Regions from separate parts of the Homo sapiens genome. Here all the other regions are linked to region 3. Evidence: chromatin loops called from intact Hi-C (ENCODE). Cell type or tissue: A673. All regions are shown on one strand. Region 1 has its middle 360 kb from the start of LINC01871. Region 2 overlaps KIDINS220 (kinase D interacting substrate 220). Region 3 has its middle 280 kb from the start of GRASLND.

Region 1 (8,000 bases), 160 kb after region 3:
GAGACTCATGATTGTGGTTTTTGTTTGTTTGTTTGTTTTGCATCTGGACAATCTCTGTAGACACTGCATTCTCCAGGTAGTCTTCAAAGCCAATGCACAGAATCCGAAGATACAGGTCATGCAATAGGCTCCACCCAGTAAGGCATAGTAGCACTCATGGGATCCACAGCATTCATGGAGTACAGATGTGGGGGTTGTGAGCAGTTTGGGGACTAGAATGCTCTCAAGTATACACCTTTAGGAAACTAGGAGCTTTAACAATTCTGGGTCCCATTCCCTTGGCACAGTGAAGTTAAAAAGAGAGCACACTTTAAAGCAAATCATGGTTCAGAGCAGTGGAGAAATGAAACATGGACTTGGCCCTAGAAAGAACTGGGCACAAATGCTGACTCTACCGCCTACTGGCTATGTCACAGGACAAGGGATCTGACCTCCCTGAGTCTTTATTTCTCTGTGTAAACAATGGACCCAATCCTATTAATTTCAGATAACTGCATGGAGAACTGCATGACCATAGGGTAAGAGGCAAGTGCACACATGTTATGGAGAGAATCTTCAATAAGGGGTGTCTTATAGCACTGCTAAGTTCAGTGGCCACATGAGAACTTATTTGAATGATGACCGACTGTTAACCCGTCAACTAGTGGGATCTACCCTGATGGCTCTGGGGCCAGCAGCTACTAAACTTACACCAGAGTGTATGTGAACAAAGACTAATTTGTAATTTGTGCAATTTAGTGTTCACATCCTCCAGAGACATAGCTGAGGTTTGTGCTATGGCTGCCAAGCACTGCCATTTATTCCTGCTGCAGCTAGAGCTGGGGCAGAATCCAATCTCATCACAAGTACTTTAGATTCCTTGGAAGAAAGGGTTTCTGTTGAATATTAATATAAACTGTTATTATAGATACCCGCCAAAGTCGCCTTTTTATTTTGTATCTCATCAGAGGTTGTAAAATAAAACCTTCCAGGAAATATGCAGTTGATTGGCTTTGTTTCATTCCAACAATGATTTGCAAAATTGGGACTTCAATCTTCTTGGATGTGTACATTTATATACCTGACATCACATACCAGAGAGAGTTAGGCTGGGTAAATAGGCTTCCATTTAACCCTGGGTCACTAATGCTTTTCCACTGGCATGATGCATGATGAAGGGATGAGTGGGCTGAAGTCAGACATAGCTTCAAATATGTGAGCTTTGTTGGCCTTGGGATGTCTGGGCATTTGAAGGAAAGTTTGCGCAAAGGGAAAGTTCTCCTTCCATCTCCTTTCATTTCCACTGCTGGGGTTAGGCTCTTTTTCTTCTTTTCCTCTGTGTTTGCAACACATTGTCTTTCCTTTGCCATCTGGCTGTGTTCTCTACTATTGTTCCCTGGCCTGGAGATTCTCTCGGCTCTGTCGACAGCTCCTTCTTCTTGTTTGCTGTGTGTGTGTTTGTCTTTCTGGGATGAAGTTTGTTTTTCAAGCTCTGACAGACTGGCAAGGCAAACAAGGTTGCCATTTTTGTTTTGTTTTGTTTTTATGAGTATGGCAATTTTTAGCCCTTTGAAAACAATCCGGAGACTTGGGAGGTTATAATTCGGGATGCCATGTGTATAGGCATACATTCAGAGCTTATTGTGGCTGAGGAAACGAACTGAGGAAAGGAGGTGGAAGACAGATTAATGTGGATGATTTATAAATTGTAAAGGGACCAAGCTCCTGACAGAACTAAAAGATGAAACAGCAGAAAGGGAAGGAATTTTAGAGAATATTTTGAAAAGTTAATGTTGAAGAATATGTTTATGTCTGTATATACATATGTATATAGAGTGCATAAATAAACATTGCATCTCACACATACACTTACCTCCTGCTTATATATGTCAGGCTTCTGGCAACCTCATTCTTTTAGAATCCACAGGAGTAAAGACAAAAGGGTCCCTGAATGTGGTAAATAGTGATCTCAAAGTTATGCCGTAGGCATGGGACACACCTCTATCTCCATTTGGCAGATAAAAAAACCAGAGGGTCAAAGAACTTCCACAACTTGCTTCAAATGAAAGAGCTGTGAAACCACAGAGCCAAGGGTAAACTCTAGGCTTACTTTTGGATCCAGGTTGAACCTGGAGGCCTCAGTGTCAGAATGATCTCAAAAGGTGCAGAATCTGAGATACATCTGTGAAATCCCACCACTTACCTCTAGATATTAGCAGTTAGTCCCATGAGAAGCAGAGTTATTCAAAAGAAGGTCTTAGGACTGGGTCTAGGCAATGATTTTCTTTAAGGATGCATGCAAAGGTAGAGGTCATTTGGGAAAGAAAATTAACAGCATACCTTAGAGCTCATCTTTCTTTACAACAGTCCTCTCTTTTTACTATATATTTCATTCTCCATTTAGACATGACAGCTCTTTGGGAGTATGAGATGTATTTATTTACAGTAATTTTGACTTAGATCTTTTTACAAGTCTCATCTTTACCATCAGTTAGCTGTTTTGGCTATGAGGACACCCATATTTTAAAGGTGAACGTTACTGAATTCTCAGAGTCATATATCTTGCTTGGAATCTGATCACACTGCAAGCCTTCATCTTTAGAAAAAAACAAAGAGGAAACTAGTTGTGAAAGTATATTGGGGATTTAAGAGCTAAACAAGAGAAGATTATTTTTACTATTATGAGTAAAGTACTAATTTTTGCAAAGCAGTGCCAGTAGTGGATCCAAACCAAGCCTGCCTCTCTGGTTATGGCCTATGGTTTCCTGAATCCTCAAATGACATAAGAACATGTCTGAGCTTGAATACTCAACCCCAGACTTCCTAAGAACCTAGATTTGATCTGAAATTCACTAACTCCAAATGATGGAATGGTCTCCAACCAACACAGAAAAAAATGTTTCAGAGTTACTGTCTTTTGTTATAAGAGTCTACACCATTTCTGGTAGAAATTGATGTTATAAAAACAACACATTCAAATGGTAAAAGTGAGTCAACATGTTTGTAAGCCCTTTGAAGGCAGAGGCTGCTGCCTCTCTACTGCTTACTCAGCTCAATGGGCTTCAGTAGGAGGATCTCATTGCATGAAGTCTTCTGGTTTTGTGGAAAAGTACTTCATTGGCTTGTGGCGATGGTCCTGGAGAAAGATCTCTTCCTTCCCCACCCCCCTTTCCTGTTTTATACTTTTTAAATTTTCTTTGGTATTAATGAACAAAGAACAGTTAAACACCATCAGTCAATTTATCATAACTAACTGTTCCATCATTTGGTAATGAATAGTGTAAATGACTGGTAGGAGAATAATAACAGCAGTGAAGATATTATGAAGGACCTTTTATATTCTCAGCCATGTAGATGAAGCTACACGGTACAGAAAACTGACACTCCATTGAACACACTTATTTCTCAATGTGAATACCATATCCACAATAAAACAGAAAAAAAACCCAGGGCTGTCAACTGTGTTTTGGAAAGTGTTCATGGGAAGACACAAGCATAACATGGAGGTGTTAAATGGCAGATCTGTGATAAATAAATGTGTTATTTTGATGTATACGAGTGATAATTGGATTTTAAATTACCCAAATATAAAGAATAGAATCTATAGTGCAAGAAGTTTAGTTATGAAAAGAATTATTTAAAAAAGCTCTCTCAGCCTTACATACAATTTAAAAATACACACACACACACACACACGCACACACATATATTGGGAATACCCTGAGTTTCCATTTTCCAGTCACAGACTTCTCGATAAAGTATCGTGACAAGTTCATAAAGGATGAAATGAAATTCCTCTTAACCTCTATCTGTTTATGAAGAATGAGGATTAAACAAGAATTTCTAACCAATGAGGCATTCTATAAATTCTTGCTGCTATTGCTTTGTATATCAGTAGCCTAATATGCCATGGAGTAGGACTACACAGCCTCCTAGGAACATGAGAACATTGTCAGAAGAAAAAAAGGTTATGTATAAAAGTATGTCATTCTTTTATTCATACTTCACTTATTCAATGGATGTTGGTTAAACATTGTTATTTACCATGCACTCTTTATGGTATGGTTTGGCTCTGTGTCCCCACCCAAATCTCATCTCGAATTGTAATCCCCAAGCATCCAGGAAGGGACCTGTAATCCCCGCATGTCAAGGAAGGGAGGTGATTGGTTCATAGGGACAGTTTCCCCCTGTTGTTCTTATGATAGTGAGTGAGTTCTTATGATACCTGATGGCTTTCTAAGTGTTTGACAGTTCCTCCTTCACATGCTGTCTCTACTGCCACCTTGTGAAGAAGATGCCTGCTTCCCCTTCTACCATGATTGTGAATATCATGAGCCGCACCCCAGCCATGCAGAACTGTGAGTCAATTAAACCTCCTTTGTTTATAAATTACCCAGTCTTGGGTAATATCTTCATAGCAGTGTGAAAACAGGCTAATACACTCTATTTCATCCTTTCAATGAATTTTGTTATTTAATCTTTACAATAGCAGTAGGCGAGTGATACCAGCATTATGCCCATTTCAGACTTGAGGAAACTGACATACATAATTTGAGAAACTTGGCTAAAGTCATGCAGCCTTCAAATAGCAAGCCTGAGATTATCTCCTGTGAGTGACGTGCACGTCAGGCTCACTGAAACAGAAAATGGAGGGCCTGGTCATCTCAGGATCTGATTTGTCCTTGAAAGATTTGGCCTCTGTGTTTGGGAGAGTCTCCGGATGGTTATAACTTTGTGATAATAAATGGCTGATGGTAAATGTGGGTGTTATGATCAAGCAAATTAAGATAGAAAGCAGAGATGTGGAAATAAATTATTTCTATCTGGATACTCCATATGGATCTCAGAAAGCTTGAATACAGATAGAGGAGTTCTTAACAATGAGAGATTTAGAAACAGGCTTTGATCTTTTTCCCTTTCTGGTCAACTATGTATTTAATTCTTCCTAAACTTTCATTAAGTTTTATTGCATATACTACTAGTAGCATAAAGGTAAATTTGAGTAAACATAACCTCTGAGTTTTTATGAATCCAAAGTCAGGGTATCCTAAATACTAACAGTGTTCTTATTCAGATATTTTGCAACTAATGAGGCCTTTATGATGGTAATGTTTCCTTCTAGTAAGATTAAAGAATCATACAATAAAACAGTCCACATTTCTGTATGGAAAAGCTATCTTCCACTACAGGTTAGTGCAAAAGTAATTGCGGTTTTTGCCATTAAAAAGTCGCTTTTGCGCCAACCTAATATTATTTCAAACAATGGATGGTAACAATTTTATGCAGGCTCTCATCAATATGTGAAGATCATAAATGGAAAATAGATTTAAAAAATACTACAGGCAGAAAGTCAAAAAAGGTTTATCTGATTTTGCACTCATGACATTTAAGATGAGAGAAGTGAGGCCGAGCGCAGTGGCTAACGCCTGTAATCCCAGTACTTTGGAAGGCCGAGGCAGGCGGATCACGAGGTCAGGAGTTTGAGACCAGACTGACCAACAAGGTGAAACCCCGTCTCTACTAAAAAATAAGCCAGGCATTGTGGCACATGCCTGTAATCCCAGCTACTCAGGAGGCTGAGGCAGGAGAATTGCATGAACCCGGGAGGCGGAGATTGCAGTGAGCCGAGACTGTGCCCCGGCACTCCAGCCTGGGCAACAGAGCAAGACTCCGTCTCAAAAAAAAAAAAAAAAAAAAAGAAGAGAGAGAGAGAGAGAAGTGAAACCAAAAAGTTTAAAAAAAAAATCTAAAAATACCCAAGCTGGGCATGGCAACATGTGTCTATAGTCCCAGTTACTCAGGAGGCTGAGATGGGAGGACCACTTGAGCCCAAGAGTTTGAGGCTGCAGTGATCTATGATGGTAACACTGTACTCTAGCCTGATTGACAGACTGAGACCCTGTCTCTAAGAATAAATAAATAAAAATTAAAAAAATAAAAATAACCAAAAATATGAGATTGATGTCTGTGTGTAACCTAAATTCTAGAAGAGGATCTTCTTCCAGGTTATAGGAGTTGAAGAATATTGGCACATTCCTAGAAGGTGTGGCAACATGGCCCCACAGGACATGATTAGTAAAAGAAAAGTGACATAGGGCAGGAAATCCTATTCTACAAATATTTTCAGTTTTATATACTGATATTATACATTAGGCTGATTCTGGCAATCCCTCTTTAATCTGTCATTTTAATATGGTTGGTGATATTGAACAACACAAGTGAATTTAAATATTGACATAATCAATGTGGTAATGTGATTTAAAAATGGAGGAAAAAGATAATTTCAAAGGAAGAGACTCATGGCAAATGTGCCGTGGCATGATAAATACTATGGGGCAGGAAATGTGTGCCCATGGGAATCAGCATCAAGGACAATGAGATGAAAGCCACAGTTTTGGGTTGTCTAAAGTTACTAGTTACAGTGGCAAGATATGATTGCAAAAGCAAATTAAAATATCAGTTATCATATAGAACATAATGAGTAGCACAAATCCATCTTGGACTCTTATCTGATAAAAGTTAATAATTTATTAATATGAGGACGATATCATTATTAGTGGTTACTGTCCTAATATAGTAATTGGTAGAGAATAAGGAGAAAATCAGCCATTGCAAAAGAGTAGGAATTGAAATGAAAATATCTGAATCCTAGTCTTTGCTTCATCATTAAGTAGCTATGTGCCATGCCTTAACGTAGAATTAGTGAAAGTTCTGAAAGGTAGAATGTGAGCAAAAGTCTTTTAAAGAACTATAAACAAAACACAAGTGATTTTCACATCCAAGATTTTATATCGGGTATTTTAGCAAAGATATTTCTTTTGTCCTACGTATATCTCTTTTTTGTTTATTTATTTAGGATGTAAAATATGTACAGTAGTGAGGCATTGAAATGTCATTAAGCCTTGTGTTATGGTTTATATACCTTAAAGAAAAAGGATTTGAAGAATTTTACTAATCTCAGTTGCCTCTCAATTGCCCATGATGATTATCAGGTTTTGGGAGGGAACACAGTCAAGTTATCCAGTATTATACCAACCCTTAAGTTAAGAAATAAATCATAAATTTTAGGGCCAGGCGCGGTGGCTTATGCCTGTAATCCCAGCACTTTGGGAGGCTGAGGTGGGCAGATCATGAGGTCAGGAGATTGCAACCACCCTGGCTAACACAGTGAAACCCCGTCTCTACTAAAAATACAGAAAAATTAGCCGGGCATGGTGGTGGCTGCCTGTAGTCCCAGCTACTCAGGAGGCTGAGGCAGGAGAATGGCATGACCTGGGAGGTGGAGCTTGCAGTGAGTGGAGATCGCACCACTGCATGCTAGCCTGGGTGACAAAGCGAGACTCTATCTCGGAAAAAAAAAAAAAAAGAAAGAAAGAAAGAAATCATAAATTTTAATAAAAATAAAAATAAAAAACTGTACAATGACAAAAATCAAACATATCAAACTTAGAGGATTCATCTTAATATTTTAAAAAAGAGTTAATAAACTTAAATGATTATATTTTTGAAAAAAGTTTGAAAATTAATAAGCTAAGCATCAAATGTATAGAGAATGAATTATTAAAAAAATAAAAAATAGAAGGAAAGATAGGAAAGGCCAGAAATGAATGCAAAACAAGATACAATGGTCACATTAATAATGCTACAATGTAATTTCCTAATAAAAATTGATAAACCTCAAATAAGATTTAATAGGCAAAAATGAGAGAAAGTATAACCAAATATTGGGAATAAAAAAGAAAACATTGCTAAATAGATAGTAGAGATCTAAAATATGAGAATATTTTGATCAACCTTACATCAATACATTTAAACAAAACAGAGAAAACAGAAAACTTTCTTAAAATAATAATGTTCCAAAGCAGACTCAATAAGAAATGGAGAAAAAGAACAGTTTTATAAGCATTGAAGAAAATGAATTAGTAGCTCAAAATATTTTCAGGAAGGAAATGACAAGCCTAGACAGTGTGATAAGCAATCTCTAACATCCTAGGAATAAATAATTCTAATTATAGGTGAAC
Region 2 (8,000 bases), 1.6 Mb after region 3:
TTTTCCAACCTGTAATCTGCATAAAATTGTGGTTTTTCCTGTCTATGTAATCCCCAAATTAAAATCCTCACTTCCCAGGTTCCAAACACACTGGAAAAAATACTTGAGAAAAATCTACCATGATTAAGCCCTGTTCACCCTCACCAATCCTCAGGAACAGATCCTGGTCTCAGCAGCAACTCCAACTCGAGGCACCTCTGCTCACCTTGGCCTTTGGATCTGCCTCTGAGCCTGGACTTCCACACTGGATCTGTCAATTTGCTGGTATTTTCAAGGAAAATACTTCTGGTTTCATTGCTTTTTTTCTATTGTTATTCTGTTCTCTGTTTTATGTCTCTCCACTCTAACCTTTATTATTTCCTTCCTTCTGCTAGCTTGGAGTTTAATTTGCTCTTCTTTTTCTAGCTCCTCGAGGTGTTAGGTTAGGGTGTTAATTTAATATCTTTCTCTTTTTTTAATGTACGCATTTACAGCCATAAATTTCCCTCTGAGTACTGCCTTTGCTGCATCCCATAAGTTTTAATCATTCCTAATATTCTTGTAAAAGTATTTTCATAACTATTCCATGAGTCACCTTTCCTACCATGTTGGAAAGAACATTAGCTTAGGGGGTCAGAAAGTAGACACTTTGTCTGCCACAGCCAAAGTAATAAAAGTACTAAGAGCTGAAGCTGTCCACATGCAGAAGACTGCATTAAGTACACAACAACTCTCAACAGAGAAAAGAACTTGCCAGAAGAGAAAAGAGGCATCTATGCTCGTGTGGTGGTCACAGAATATTCTCAAGACAACAATGCGAACAGTGCCAGGTGTTCTCACTGACACTCACTTTTCAAGGTCTACAAAAGTAAGTTTGCATTTTAGGCATCTTATTGAGTAACTACACTAGGAAACAACGAAGTGCTTATATATTCTGCAGGCCAAATAGATCATCATGGCATGCCTTCTTCAAGTGTGTTTGTCTATTTCTGGTTTAAAAGAAGACATTTGCAAGTATCTAATGTGTTTGACTTATGTGTTTAAGGACGGTGTGATTAGGGTTAAATAGTGCAAACCATAAAAGCACTTGTATAAGCTGCCCTGGAAACCATTGGCAGAGCTAAACAAAGTTATTATTTCACTTACTAGAAGAGTTTACTCGACATTAAACAAAAACTATTTCCCACCGAGGGTGTATATCTCCAAGATGACCTATTTGGCCAGAACATCAGGGCCCAAGATTATGTTTTTATATGAAGGAAGGAAACTTGTACGCATGTAATTTAAAGGATTAAAAAAACCCTTAAACTCAGTAGAATGTCATCATATACAAAAACTCTCTTTGGCTTTAAGGCTGCAATTCTGGCAACTAGATGGATGAAAAAACAATCAACAACCAGGGAGGGTAAAAGATAAAAACTCAAAAGGGGTATCTGCCTAGGTTCAAGTACAATACTGGTAAGGCACTGTCTTCATTCATGTCTACGACGTCGAATGTTCTGAGGAAGGTACATTTAGGGGCTCTGTATCCCTCTTCTTATATAAACTCTAACAGGGAAACTATATTTAAAAGTTATGAAGAATTGAGAGGGAATTTTAAGAAGAACGAAGTGGCTGAATACCTACTGTCTGCCATTCTCTGAGGCAGGTGCTTTACCTAGTTTATCTAACTTCTCTCTCTGCATCCCATAAGGTATTTATTATTTCCATTTTTAACATGAGGAAACTGAGGCTCAGAGAGGTAAGCAATGGATGCAACACCACCACAGACATAGCAGCAGAGCGGGTACCTGCTCCTGACTGCTTCAAAAGCTGCTGACTGCTCACTGCACCAGTTCAAACAGGAGCCACAGACATGGCTCAAAATCCCTCAGGTAATGACTTACACGTTTTTAACTCCTTAAAACTATAATAGAAAAGAATGCTGTTACATATTACATTTTAACAAATTGAAGAAGATCAACAAATAAGCTGTGCTCATAAGTCATCCTGGGTTTTTCTTTTAGTTTCAGTTTTTTGCAGACTGAAATAAAGCTTCTCCTCCATCTTCATGCACATATTTAATTTCCTTCATCATTTTTTCAGAATCCAGATCAGCACTTTTTTGTTTACAAAATTATGCAAACCAGTACACTACACAACAGCCTAGAAGCCTGAGCAAAGACTGTAAAAATGATTTAAAAATTGCATGACATGACTTTCACCTAGTCAGAGAAGCAGAGAACACTTCAAATAATTATAAGAAATGTGAACAACTCCAAGATACTATTGGTGATTCACCTATAAAACAATATTCCCAATCAATCTTTCAAGTTTCTAGATCAGATTAAATGAAAACATCCTGTCATCACAAAGAAAGTTTAAACACCGGTAACATTTCTGTCTACTCATGATTTAGGACTTTCTTAATGTTACAGTCCCAAAACTAATTAGAGAAATAAATAAATGTTTAAACCAATTTAGGATTGTAACAGTTGTCCACAATTCTCCAATTTTAATATTCTTCAGAATAGCTCATTTTTCTCACTAACTGAATTTGTTAGGAAATGTTATAATTTGAATCAATAAACTTGTATTAATTCTGCTTCATTTATTGGACTTTTGCATAAGATCTGGAGACAGGCTTCCACTGGGAGTACAAGTCTAAAAAATAGTGTATTACTGCATGATATTTACCCAGTTACAACCATGCAAGTAATCAGATATTAGTAATTCAGGTGACAAAGCAATACTTTCAGCTAGGGTAATGAGAGAAGACTTTAGTAAAGTGGTAAGAGAGGCAAAATAATTCATAACTGACTCCATGTGAAAATAGTGTCTATCATTAAAAAGCAAAGCCTGCTTTTTGGCATCAAGAGTTTATACTTGATATTTTAAAATGTTCCGACAAAAGTACATGAGATCAAATTTTCATAGCTGTTTTAGGCATCACTAGCAATATCATAAGTTGCTACCAAGTGATGAATTGTCCATGCAATTGTCGTCTTTAAGAAATCTAAAAGTGTATTACATTAATCATATATAGAACGCAAATGTTTGATAATAAAACTGAATGACAGGCATAGAGAAAGGAGGCTCTGAACTCAAAGTAGATCTATGAATATGTTTCAGATTAAGGCAAAATCTTTATTATGCAAGTTCTCTTAAAAGATTTAATGTTTAAAAAGTATAGAACTGAAGTTCTACAATGTTTAGGATTTAATATTTTTATATCTAAATGCAAATTTGTAAGCAGATCGATTTCTTTATGCTCCTCTTTTTTCATAGCCACTATTTTCCCAAAAGTTAATTTAAACTAATTTGAGGAGACAAAAGTAGTACAACACTTAAAAACTATGTCATATGAATAGATACCCATTCATTTGCCTAGGATCGTGATTCTCAGTGCTGAAAAATGTCCTGAAGCCATTTTTTTTTTTAACAACAACAAAAAAGGAAATTCAACCTTTCATTAAATTCTGACTTGTTTTTCTATGGAAGGGGAAAGCAAAATGTATTACATCTTATTTTTGGCCAAACATGCTAATAATGTTTGTAGTGAAATGCTCCCATCTTGTGGACTTTTTGAATATTGCTAACAGGAGCCACTTCTGCAGCATGGTTTTACACCAGCAGCTAGACATTTTCTTAGCATTTGAATTAGCTAGCATTTTTGTTACAAATCACTTTTGTTTATTCTTGTATTTTAAAAAGTCTTTAAATATTTTGATTTGAAATTCTGAAATCACAAACCTTTACTGGAAAAATCAACTTCTGGAAAAAGTTGGCTACTTGATCTGTCAAGGCATATGTAATTTTTTTGGTAAATTGAATTCTTTAATAATCAGACTTGTTTGAAAAATATAACTATACATAATGCTCTTACTATATTATAAAATAAACTGTAAACCTGCACAAGTAATAATTTTTTTTACATATTAAACATGTATTTCTTACATATTAAAACATATATTTCAAGAAATTGTCTTTGGTATTAGTTTCCAACAATTCCAAACACTGTAGAACTTTGGAATGTTCTATATACTTTTTCAATGTTAAATCTTTTAAGATAACTCGTACAATAAGGGTTTTGGATAATGAAGATCTGGGTTAATATACCTGAGTTTTTCATGTTGACGTTAGAAACACATGACTTTGGAACACTTAATATTTTTTCTTCATTCTACGTTTGCATTAAACACTGAAAATGGCATTATGAGAGTAAAGTCTGAGAAAATACATTCAAAATCAAAAGTAAAAGAAAACCTATTGGCTGGGCACGGTGGCTCATGCCTGTAATCCCAGCACTTTGGGAGGCTGAGGCGGGTAGATCACGAGGTCAGGAGATCGAGACCATCCTGGCTAACACAGTGAAACCCCGTCTCTATTAAAAATACAAAAAAAATTAGCCGGGCATGGTGGTGGGCGCCTGTAGTCCCAGTTACTCAGGAGGCTGAGGCAGGAGAATGGCGTGAACCCAGGAGGCGGAGCTTGCAGTGAGCCGAGATCGCGCCACTGCACTCCAGGCTGGGCGACAGAGCGAGACCCCATCTCAAAGAAAAACAAAAAAGAAGAAAAGAAAAGAAAACCTATTGAAAAAGTTACCTAAAAAAAATTATAGCCATATAGTAGACATAGAAATGGTATAAAGGCTTAAACAAACAGATGTACCAGATGTTTAAGTGCTAAATATCAGAAGTGATTTTTTAAAGCTTTCCACACAAAACCTAGCACAGTTACTAGACACAATTAGAACTAAATAAAGCATTTATTTGAGATTTTATATGTTGCTAAGTTGTTCGCGTTTTTCAACAGAAAAGATAAATTCAACACTGCAGAAAAATTTCTATCTGCTATAACATTCCCATTGATACCCTAATAAGTTATTCTAAATACTCATAGATATATCAATGAAAAGTTAAAATCTATCTGGAAATTAAAATATTTAGTTCTATATTTCTGGTATCTCAGACCCACTGCCTAGCTGGCAGCTACAGAGGACAGGCTCCTGGCCCCAAGAAACAGACTTGGGGAAGCGCAGTTACAGCTGTGAGGTCTTAGGTAACTCCTGCTCTCTGCCTCTTAGGGTTAGAAGTACAGGTTGAGTATTCCTTATCTGAAATGCTTGGGACTAGAAGTGTTTCAGATTTGGGAGTTTCGGCAGTACCAGCTGAGCATCCCTAATCCAAAAATCCAAAATCCCAAATGCTCCAGTGAGCATTTCCTTTGAACATCACGTCGGCACTCAGTTTCAGATTTGGGGGCATTTCAGATTTCAGATTTTCAGATTAGGGATATGCAACCTGCATTAAATGTGATAAGCTAGGTAAAGTGCTTAATCCAATGCATGGGACAGAATGAGGGCTCACATAATATATTAGCTACTACTTTTATTAGACTGTGCCCTGCATATAATAAATTCTATAAATATTTGTTTAATAAATGAACACAATTAAAATGTTTAGCACAACAGAACTGGAGTCATCTAAGTACATGGCCTTTTAAAAACAATTCTGACAACAAGTCTCTAAGAAGAAACTGAGTCTCTAAGAAGACTCTGAAGTGAGAGGAACCTGTCTAGAAGTAGTCAATCCAAAGCAACTCCACCAGAATGTAAATTAGTACAACCTCTATGGAAAACAGTATGGAGATTTCCTCAAAGAGCTAAATGCAGATCCACCATTTGATCCAGCAAGCCCATCACTAGGTATCTACCCAAAGGGAAAAGAGTCATTATATGAAAAAGACACTTGCACATATATGTTTATAGCAGCACAATTCACAATTGCAAAGATGTGGAACCAACCTAAGTACCCACTGACTAATGAGTGGATAAAGAAAATGTGGTTTATATACACCATGGAATACTACTCAGCCATTAAAAGGAACAAAATAACATATTTTGCAGCAACTTGGATGGAGCTTGAGGCCATTATTCTAAGTGAAGTAAAACAAGAGTGGAAAACCAACAACCATATGTTCTTACTTATAAGTGGGAGCCAAGTTATGAGTAAGCAAAGGCATACAGAATAAAATAATAGACTTTAGAGACTCAGAAGGGACAGGATGGGAGGAAGGCTAGGGAAAAAAAACTACATATTGGGTACAATCCACACTACTTGGATAATGGGTGCACTAAATCTCAGAATACACCACTAAATAATTCATCCATGCAACAAAAAACCACTTGTACTCCAAAAGCTATTGAAATAAAAATTTTAAAAAACACAGAGCAACTCCACCAGACCATGGCATTCATAAATGGATTATGAATGTAAGAAACCTTAGAAATGCAGCTGAACTCAGAGTTACAGGGAATGCCTTCAAAAACATTGCTGTGATTTTAGCATCACCTGACATAAGGCAGAAGCCGCCAAGTGTTAGGTGAAATATACAGTCATCATTCAGTCAATGTGTACTGAGAAGCTACTATGTGTCCGGCCCAGGGATATACTGGTATATAACAAAAGAAACATTTTACCCATATTTAAGCCTAAAGAATGAAGTATCTGGATGGACGGTATTCTCTTCAAGATAAAGTGAGGCTTCTCATCTACCACCTCCCCAATTCATGCCTTCCTCAATCCAAAAGTTATCATCAGATTTCTTTATTCTTTCAGAAATACCCACTACTGCCTAAATACTGATCACTTGTCTAGAAGCAAAAAAATTCAGCAATGTTTAAGAAAGTTACAGTTCATGAAGTGTATAGTCTCATTCAGGAGACAAATATTAAAGAAATAGCAATGCAAATATGTATAAGAAGGTAACTATGGCCAGTGTTATGAAAGAACACACTAGTACATAAAGGACTCATCTAATAAAGCCTCGAAGGATGGGGGGGCTTGGTAACAAAAGGCTTCCTAAGGCAGTAATATTTAAGATGAGACCAGAAGAAGGAGGTGGGATGGGCCAAAGAGAAGAGCACATGAAAAGTAAACAGTAAGAGGGAGAAGGAGCCGGAGCCAGGCTGAGGACACTGCGAACTCCAGCAGAAACCTGGTGCCTGAATACAGGTTTTGACCAATTATATCCTTTTGTCTTTAGAGCCCAATTTGATATGCACAGACCATCATTTGCACTTTATACTATCTATAAGTCAAAATCATTATTATTCTAAAAGCAACTCATTAGTTGCTCTCCTGCCCATGATATCTTTCCTACACCTAGCAGTCTTCAATGCCACAAAAATCACCTTTCATTCACTCTCAACCAGGGGTTTGTATATCAGAGAGCCAGACCATGGCAAGAAACAGGAAGGAAGGCAGTTTTTTAAATGATACAAAAAGTTGGCTATAAATCCATCATTAAAAAATAAAGAATAAAACGATCCTAAGAAACAAGAAAGTATTGCGACAGGGGAGACACAAAGGGAAATTAGTCTTATAAATTCTTGCAGATGTTTAGAATAACTAATTTTCTTTCAATACCCTGCAACAGGACTGTAGGTGAGGTTATTTACTTCCTAGCTCACATAGAAAATGCCACAATGTGCTATTTCTATAACCCAACTTTTATTATCTTTAAAAGACAAGGTTTCACTAGTCACCCAGGCTGGAGTGTGGTAGCTATTCACAGGCACAGTCATGGCACGCTGCAGCCTCCAACTCCCAGGCTCAAGTGATCCTCCTACCTCAGCCTCCCGAGTAGCTGGGATTACAGGCGTACTCCACCATGCCCGACTCTATTAATCATTTCATCTTTACTGTGGGATAGCCAATTACTTTCTGAACTTTTCATTTACCTTAATTTTTCCACCCAGGTTCATTCCTATTCCCTTCCCACCGTGAGAGTCTCAAAACAAGCTCCCTTGAATCAACAGGCTTCCCTAACTCAGGCCAAGCTGCACTGATACAGCAAATAGGCCCTGAAGCATCAGGGTAATGGCCACACATTTTTCAAGACCCTGCAACGAATCCCCATCTTACTCAGGGTAAAAGCCAAAGTCCTTACCATGGTCCTCCAAAAGGGGTCCATGAACCCCACTGGTGACCCGACCTGACCTCCTACTCACTTGCTTCACTGCACCCCATCTCACCACA
Region 3 (8,000 bases):
TATCATAGTATTTGCTTTACATTCAGAAGTCAGTTTTAGGTTCTTAAGAGAGCTGCTTGCTAGACCAAGAACTGAAGGTTGTGTGATGCTTCTTTTTCTTCCTTATGTAAAGATGTGAGTTTTTTCTCTAGGCAGTGGCTCACTGACTGGAGAGGGCACTTGTGTAACCAGGACAAGCTGTAGTTTTAATACATCAAATGTTTTGCATGGTGCAGAAGCCAGCGTGCGGAAAGAGTTTGCATCTGGGAAGAAATAATAGTAAGTTCATATTATTCTTTTTCAGTTAGCAATCTTGAGGAAAAAAAGCCTCCTTCAGGAGTTTCTGACCTTGTCCTTGGGTAATGGCAGACATAGATAATGATATGTGTGCAGACATTTGCAAGGGAAAGAGCAGATTCTCCAACAGAGGCCACCCCTGGATGCACAGCCTCCTGATGGCCCTGATAACTGGACTGTTGACCTACCTGAAATCCATTTGAGTGGATTTACAGTACAGTAAGTATTGGGTGAGAAGTTCTGATTATGTTCTTCTTCAGGATCCCCACATGAAAAGCAAAGCAATATGACATGTTTGCCTATTGAGTCATTCACATTTAATTTATTTAACTAATTCAACCAACATTTATTAATCATCTAGCAGGTGTTAGATTTTATACAAGGTGCTGAGGGCACAAAGACAGATAATACCCATACCTGTTTTCTACAGTGTTGCAATTAAATATGAGAGACTGACATAGAAGCCAAACACAACAATGCTCCCATGATGGAGATATGTGTGATACGATCAGGAGCACAGAAGAGAGTGAGCAGTGAAGCAATGCTATTTAGAGGAGGGCATAGCTTGCTGCATGTGGCATACTTTCTTATTCCAAGAAGAAAGGCTGGGTTGGGTTGAAAAGAGTCTCCTGTGGTTACATACTGCATAATCCTGGGTTTGAGAGGACATTTTTTTATCCATTGCTATCATGACTTGAATCCAGGTATTCACTGGACAATCACTGATGTGCATGTTTTCTGTGCCAGGTTCTATGTTAGGCATTGAGAATATATAGTTCCTGTCATCAAGGGGCCCATAACTTCATTGTAGAGATGGACAATAAACAACCATCGTCCAGCAGCTAGCTAAATTCAACATTGTTAGGGTTGAGGAGAGACCTCATGGGAGGAGCCACTAAATCTGAACAGACACACTTAGCTAGTCTGTGACACTTGGATATCTGTCTGGCCTTTCCTTCCATCCTGAAAATGTGGTTGACAATAGCAAGCTGAATTACAGGGAGGCATCTCCTTTCAAGACTTTAAGGACCATTAATGACCATTGCATAAGGACCATAGCAACCTTTACCAAGCAGTCGCTGTTGATCGCACTTACTCATATGATGGGCCTCACAATGCCTTCTCTTTCCTCAACAAAACACTGGAACCTGGAATCACATGTCTGTGCATAGTCCTGCTTTGAGTCTGTGTCTCTGCGTCCTATCAGACCATGTACGTCCTAACGACCAGGACCTTTTCTTAGCACCTGGCGCATGCTGTCTCTTCACAGCCTAGGCACCTATACTTGATCTTCACTTAGTTTTTCACTATTTCAATTAGTCAACCATATTTAGCAACTCCTACCATATGCTGGACACTGGATTAAATACTAAGGACACTGTAGTTACAAAATGAAGTAGTTCCTGTCTTCATGGAGTTGGCAACCCAAGGGGGAAGACAAGTAACTCAATGCCCAATTAGAATACAGAATGTTTGAAAAATGCACTTTAAGATTAAAAATACAAAACAGGTTTTCCTCCTTCCTAAGTATTATAAGATATTTTTATCACATTTATGACTTTTAGCAAGTTAATTAGAACAAAGAATAAGTTATATGATGTTATAATTAAATAATTGTGCATTTACAAGCTGACTTGTCTGAAGTCTCCTAAATATACATAATAGTAGAATTTGGTTTCAATAAATAATAGTCAAAGCAAATTTGCAGACAACCCAGTTTCATCTTTTCTTCCGACGTTGGATCTTTTAGCATCCCTAAAGATCGGTAGGATTTATAGTTGAATACCCAACTCTGCTATGCTTGAGAGAACACTGGCTCCACTCAGGAGAAGGGTGCTACAGAACTGGGGATCAATCTCTTACGGTCTCAGAACCAGAAACTCCAGACACTGAGATGCAGAGTGGCTGTGAGTAAAGAGGCCAGAATGATTCTTGATGAGGAGCTGGGAACCTGTAAAGGAATAAAATTATACAAGAGGGTACTCTTGAGTATCAGGGTCTTGCAGATTAATTATCTGGAGCCTCTTTCTTTAGTGCTATTTTACAGCACCTCTGTGCTAGGTACGGTGCCTACAGCACCTTAAAAATAATGCTGGGTTCTCGTAGTGACTGTTTATTTACTGTGTTCTAATACCTGAGCAAGAAATCGCAAGGAGCAGAAGAATGATGTTTATACTAAACTCCAGTTTGCTGTTATCAAAAATATGGCCTATCCCATAAGTCAGGAAAATACATTATTTAAAAAAAAACTATTTATATCAAATGCAATTTGCTGTATGGGAAAAGTCTTTTTTCCAATCTTTATCATTTCTGAATGTATAGTGCTGACTGTGGAAACAGAGAATGGTGTGACACCCCAGGATAGAGCCCCAGGAAGGAAGATCTTAATCAACGTTACACTCTCTGTGAAAGATTTAAAACCCAGAAATACAATACATTTTTTTCTTCCTTCCTTGCTCTCTATTTTTTTTTTCCATTTCTAGGCATTCTGTATTTTTCAGCAAGGGTGGTTGTGTTTCGAAGTGTGTGTCAGGAAAGCTTAGCTTCAGTCCACATGGTCTTCTGTGTTCCTGCTAAAACCTTGCTTGTATTTTTCTGCAATGCCTAAATAGAAAGTGCTCGTTCAAATCTTATTCAACTTCCTAGAAATAAAATATGAAAGTGGTGAGAGCTCAGTGCTCTCTGCTATCCAATGCAAATGTATGCAAATTTCTTCATATTAGAATCATTGTCTAGTTGTCATCCTCGCACGGGGCACATCAAAGCCATACGACCTGATTTTTGCACCTGCTGTTTAATTAAATTTACAAGGCAGACACACTCCCCACTCCCCGTGATATACAAATCCGTTTTTACAACCACAGATTCTAATTTACAAGCCAGTTGACTGCTGAGTTTCCCCATCAATAGCTGCCCAACTGCCCTTTGTTATACTAAGGATTAAAAAAGGAAGAAAATGGTGATTATTTGGGGAGATGTATTAACAGAAAATGCTAAAAGTACTTTCTCTGTCTTATCCAATTCCAGATTTTTTTAAAAGCTTTATTGATGTATAATTGAAAAACAACAAATTGCACATATTTAATATATACATTTGATGAGTTGGGACATATGTATACACCTGTGATATTTTTCTTCTAAAGACACAAAGGAAGATATGAATCAAGGTACTCAACATCACTGGAAATAGCATTTTTGCTTGCGTTGATTTTCCCCTAATCTTCATGAAAAGCACAAAACTTCAACCTTTTCTGCAGTTTGATGCTTTCAGTTATTTAGTATTTCGGGGAGGAAAAAGCAGTCTGTAAGAGAGCAAGGCCAGGGTGGTTTTAGGAAGGCTATAATAAGGTATAGGTGTTTTCTGAAAGATATTTGTTGTTTGAAAATTATGTACTGTGAAATTCTCCCTCGGCTTCTATCCACAAGGGATTTTGAGTCTTCAAATTGTATGTATCTCCACAAATGGTGAAAGAAAATAGTCGAGCCTGATTCTCACTCTTTTATGTGATTATTTTTTTCTTAGGCCATCATGGTGTTCTTCTCCTTCTTTACGAGCCGATGCACAGACGTGTATTTGATCTCCCTAAGAGACGGCTCAGAAGAAAAGCCAGCAAAGGTATTTTAAGAGAAGTCTAGGGCGGATGAAAAAATACTTCTTTGTCTCTCTCTACTAATTCATCCGGTCTAAGGACTTACGTGGAAAAATAATGCCTTTTCAGTTACTGTAGAGAAAATAATTTAATGAAAGTAATATTTTGTTCATCTTCACCCTGATACTCTGAAATCTTGAAGACCCTCAAAAAACATGATTTTTATGAAATGCTTAAAACATGTTATCGTCTAATAATGAAAAGTGAACTTCTGAGGGCCCACCAATAGGTGGCGCAACACATTCACCGAACCAAGTAACACTGCAGACGAGTTTGGAACAAGCCTCATAAATTAAAGCCTTGTGCTGCAACTAACTGTGAGACATATGGGTTGAGTCCCAGGCCTGCCCAAGAATAACTTTGAAGAAAATTTTGTTTTCTGGCAATACAGATGCTAACACACCACAGAACCTTTAAAAAGAATAAATATGTAGATGGTTCATAGCTTTCAGAATAATTTAACCTTCCCCCCCCCAAAGTTAAGATAGCATCACAAGAATAAAATAATGTAAGCACTGTTTTTTCTGTTTTGGAAAACAAGTTGGTGGCTCTGATGCTCTCAGGAATTATTTGTCAATTACTTTTTATTTAATAAGGTTTTATTTTATTAGTCCCAAAGGGAGAGGAAAACAGTGACTTTATCTTGAAATGAGCTAATCCTTGATGCATAAATAATATTTAAACAAAGAGTTCTATGTAGGAAAGTGTCACCGCCTAAATTTGGAATTGCCTAAATTTGTTTCTTTGTTCTGTGATATGACCTGCGTGTACTCAAAGGTTTCCCACTTGAGAATCAAACATACTTCTTACAAAATTCTCCATTCTATCATGGAAGAGGCCAGTCATCACACTAGAAGAGATGTCACAGCTTCTGAAAATCAGGATTTACAAAGCAATTAATTTTTGCTAAAAGTTGAAGCTATATTTTTAAGATAATAGCATGTAAATTATAAGTAAACCTTTCACCTTAAAACTTAGGTTTTATTTAAAAACGGACTGTTTACAAAAGTCTTGGAGTCAGAGTGTGATTGTTGGATGTCGTGCTGGTTGACATTACTCTTGATATATGGACCCGCTCAGCTAAGGGTAGAAACTTAGAGAAATGCAAGCAAAACACATGGAGTTGTTCATAAAAGAATAGTGATGAATATAAATGTCAGGTTCCATTGACTAATACAACATTTCTGCAAAGGGAAGGGCGCTAGAAAGAACTTAGGATAAAATCAGCTCTGAAACAGATTTATTTGTTGCCTTAGAAAGACAGAGAAGGACAGAAAAAAAAAGGTTTTTATTTATCCTTACACCCAATAGAATCAGTGCATTTTGCTGCCCTGAAATTCTACTCAGTAGCTGAATAGATTGAATAAGACCATCTCTAGTATGTTTCAGTATATAAACAAGTAGTGTTTCTGCAAAGAAAACATTTGCAAGTGATTTATAAGATGAAATGAAACTATTATGGTTAGTTATTGTTTTTGTTTCAATATCTTCTCAAATGCAAAAGGAAAAAATGGAAACCAAAATTTAGGCTTACTTTGTGCTGGGTGTGATATTAGTCATTAATTTGTGACAGACAGATATAAAATTGAGGAAAGGCTAAAAAATATGTAACCCTCAACCCCAGAGCAGGGATTACAATTATAAATCACTTTTAATTACTAGATTTTGATGTCCTTAACATTGTTTTTATTTATTTATTTATTTATTTTTGAGACAGGGTCTCACTCTCTCACCCAGGCTGGAGTGCAGTGACATGATCTGGACTCACTGCGACCTCCACCGCCTGGGTTCAAGTGATCCTCCCACCTCACCCTTCTGGGTAGCTGTGACCACAGATGTGTGCCAACGTGCCTGGCTAAGTTTTTTTATTTTTTATTTTTAGTAGAGGCGGAGTTTCACGAAGTTGCCCAGGCTGGTCTTGAACTCCTGAGCTCAAGTGATCCACCTGCCTCAGCCTCCCAAAGTGCTGATATTACAGGTGTGAGCCACCGAGCCCAGCACAAACATTACATTTTGTATTTCTTGTGCCAAGCACCAAGCCTGAAACAATAAAAAATCATTAGTATGTTCATTGTCCCTGCTATTTTATTTTTATTCATTATATTTTGGTTGATGAAAGAAATGATGTGATTTCTAGGTCCTAATCACTGTGGGGGTGTGGGTGTTAGGGAAGAGGCTGACAGGGAAAACGTGGCCCTTTTTTTTCTTATGGAGCTAATACTTTAATTGTAGACAGATGTATACACGTGTAATGCTGACAAAGTCAACTGTCCTTAGCTGTTTGATCATCATTTTTTTTTCATTTGCGAAGTGGAGCTATTATAAAAGAACTTCTGCACACAGTTGGGAGGAGTAAATAAAACAGGATCCAGCTCACAGTGTGCCTCCACTGAACTCCCGTGGATGAGGCATCACCACATGTGGGGACATCCCAGCTGCTCTGTGCAACTATCTCACCACCTCCCTGAGTCACCATGGCAGCCTGATGGGGTGCCACCAATATCAGCTCCATTTTACAGATGAGGACAGGAGGACTCCTTCTTATGTTTCCTTGTATTCACTATATAAGTCGTATTGACAGTGTTCACCAACTGTCCATGCCTCTTCAGATTCCAAGCTCCTTCCCACAGCAGACCAGGCCCTACTCATATGGCCAACCCCATCCTGCCATCGCCCCTGCAATCTGTGCCCCAGCCACAGAACATCTTCCGTTCTGACCGGCTGGTGCTCTCTTATCTTTCAGAACATGCCTGTCCTTCAGGCATGCTCTCTTAGGGGATAGAAGCTTCTCTGAATCCATCCCTTTCCATCTTGGTTTAGTACAGATAAGTCATCCCCTTGTGGCTAGCTGCTATGGCCAAGCAGAGAGGACAGTACACCATGTTCGCAGTCCATCAGCAAGGACGGCCATGAGACACGGAGGAATCCGTGAATAGCTAAGCTTGTGGCAGGCGTGAGTGCAGGCTACAGCGTGGCCAGGAAAATTGATGCACTGCACTGTGCCAGAGGCATGCTGCTCTCCACACCAATCAACACGGGAGGACACGCAAGGAAGGACTCCCAGGGGTTCAGGCACACAGCTGGGCTTCCTTTGTGCCTCCTCTCCTGTGGAATTCATCTTCATAACCCTAACTAAGGGGATGCTCAAACACAATAGCATAAAGTTCCAGAAACTCAGATGCAACAGAAAGGAAGGCAGTGGAAACCCCGATATTTTGTTGTTGTTGTTTATTCAGCACAAGGCATGATTACCTGGTATTTGGTGTGACAATGTATGAAAAGGCCTCTTACATCATCAAAATGGGATACAAACCCTTGCTGTGTCTTTAACTAACTAAGGAAGTCACTTGCAAACTTTACCACAACATTGCCTCAACCATAAAGTGAGATGATAGCTGTCCATCCAACTTCCTAGGATGTTGGGAAATCTGCTCGGGCAAGACCTGCTAAAGCTCCTTGTAGACTACAACTTGGGGAGCAAATATCAGCGATTATGATGAGGCTGACTCGGACTCCACCCTGTGGGATGTAATCACTGAAAGTGGCAGACACCTTCTTATCATAGTTCCCCGGCGATACTCAGCAGAGAACACATTATAGTGATTCCCAGAAAATACACGTTTGGCTTTTTAGGCAGAGTCAAGCCAATTGGCTGTGAGATCATTCAGAAGGATGAGGAAACTCCTCCATCTGTGCAGGCTCTATGGGCAGTCATGGAGTGGGGAGCTTCCTGTTTCCAAGGCACTGGCCAAGACTGCTTCTCTGGGAAGGGGAGACTAAAAGGCTGGTGCCCCCGTTGTCAGCTGGGGACAAGCAGGAAACTTCATTGCTTCTGGCTCCATCCAGCTGCTGCAAAGTCAGCCTCACGGACAGCGGTGATGACCCTGGGTTATAGCTCACAAGTGACATGTTCACCCATCAGCACCAGGTCTGCTGTAAAATAATGAGGGGTGTTTCTACACTCAGGACTTTTCGAATTTCCCCAAATCCTTCTGCAATGGAATCTTCTTTTGCTCTTGACATACACGTGCTTGTGAGGTGAGCTGCGAGCTGAAACACGGGTCCTAGCTAGAG

The links. Peaks named below come from ENCODE experiments on the same cell type or tissue, not always from the same donor. Only the 100,000 strongest peaks of a DNase experiment are listed, where the experiment ranks them.
Region 1: a loop joins it to region 3, with 2.5 times the contacts of the local background. A loop is called at or near these places in 11 of 110 quality-filtered maps.
Region 2: it touches region 3 in a loop (9-fold over the local background); 22 of 110 quality-filtered maps call a loop at or near these places.

Annotation. Positions count from the first base shown.
Region 1 is chr2:7,359,843-7,367,842 of GRCh38, forward strand. No RefSeq gene overlaps it. Among named protein-coding and RNA genes, the nearest start is that of LINC01871, 360 kb to the right of the region's middle. In A673, a CTCF peak has its summit at 4,274 (motif pointing left); no DNase peak of the experiment used is centred here.
Region 2 is chr2:8,758,227-8,766,226 of GRCh38, forward strand. All of the region lies in intron 22 of KIDINS220 (kinase D interacting substrate 220), which reads right to left. Among named protein-coding and RNA genes, the nearest start is that of KIDINS220, 75 kb to the right of the region's middle. In A673, a CTCF peak has its summit at 3,555 (motif pointing left); a DNase peak (open chromatin) is centred at 3,525.
Region 3 is chr2:7,198,989-7,206,988 of GRCh38, forward strand. No RefSeq gene overlaps it. Among named protein-coding and RNA genes, the nearest start is that of GRASLND, 280 kb to the left of the region's middle. In A673, a CTCF peak has its summit at 4,144 (motif pointing right); a DNase peak (open chromatin) is centred at 4,183; H3K27ac peaks cover 3,163 bases.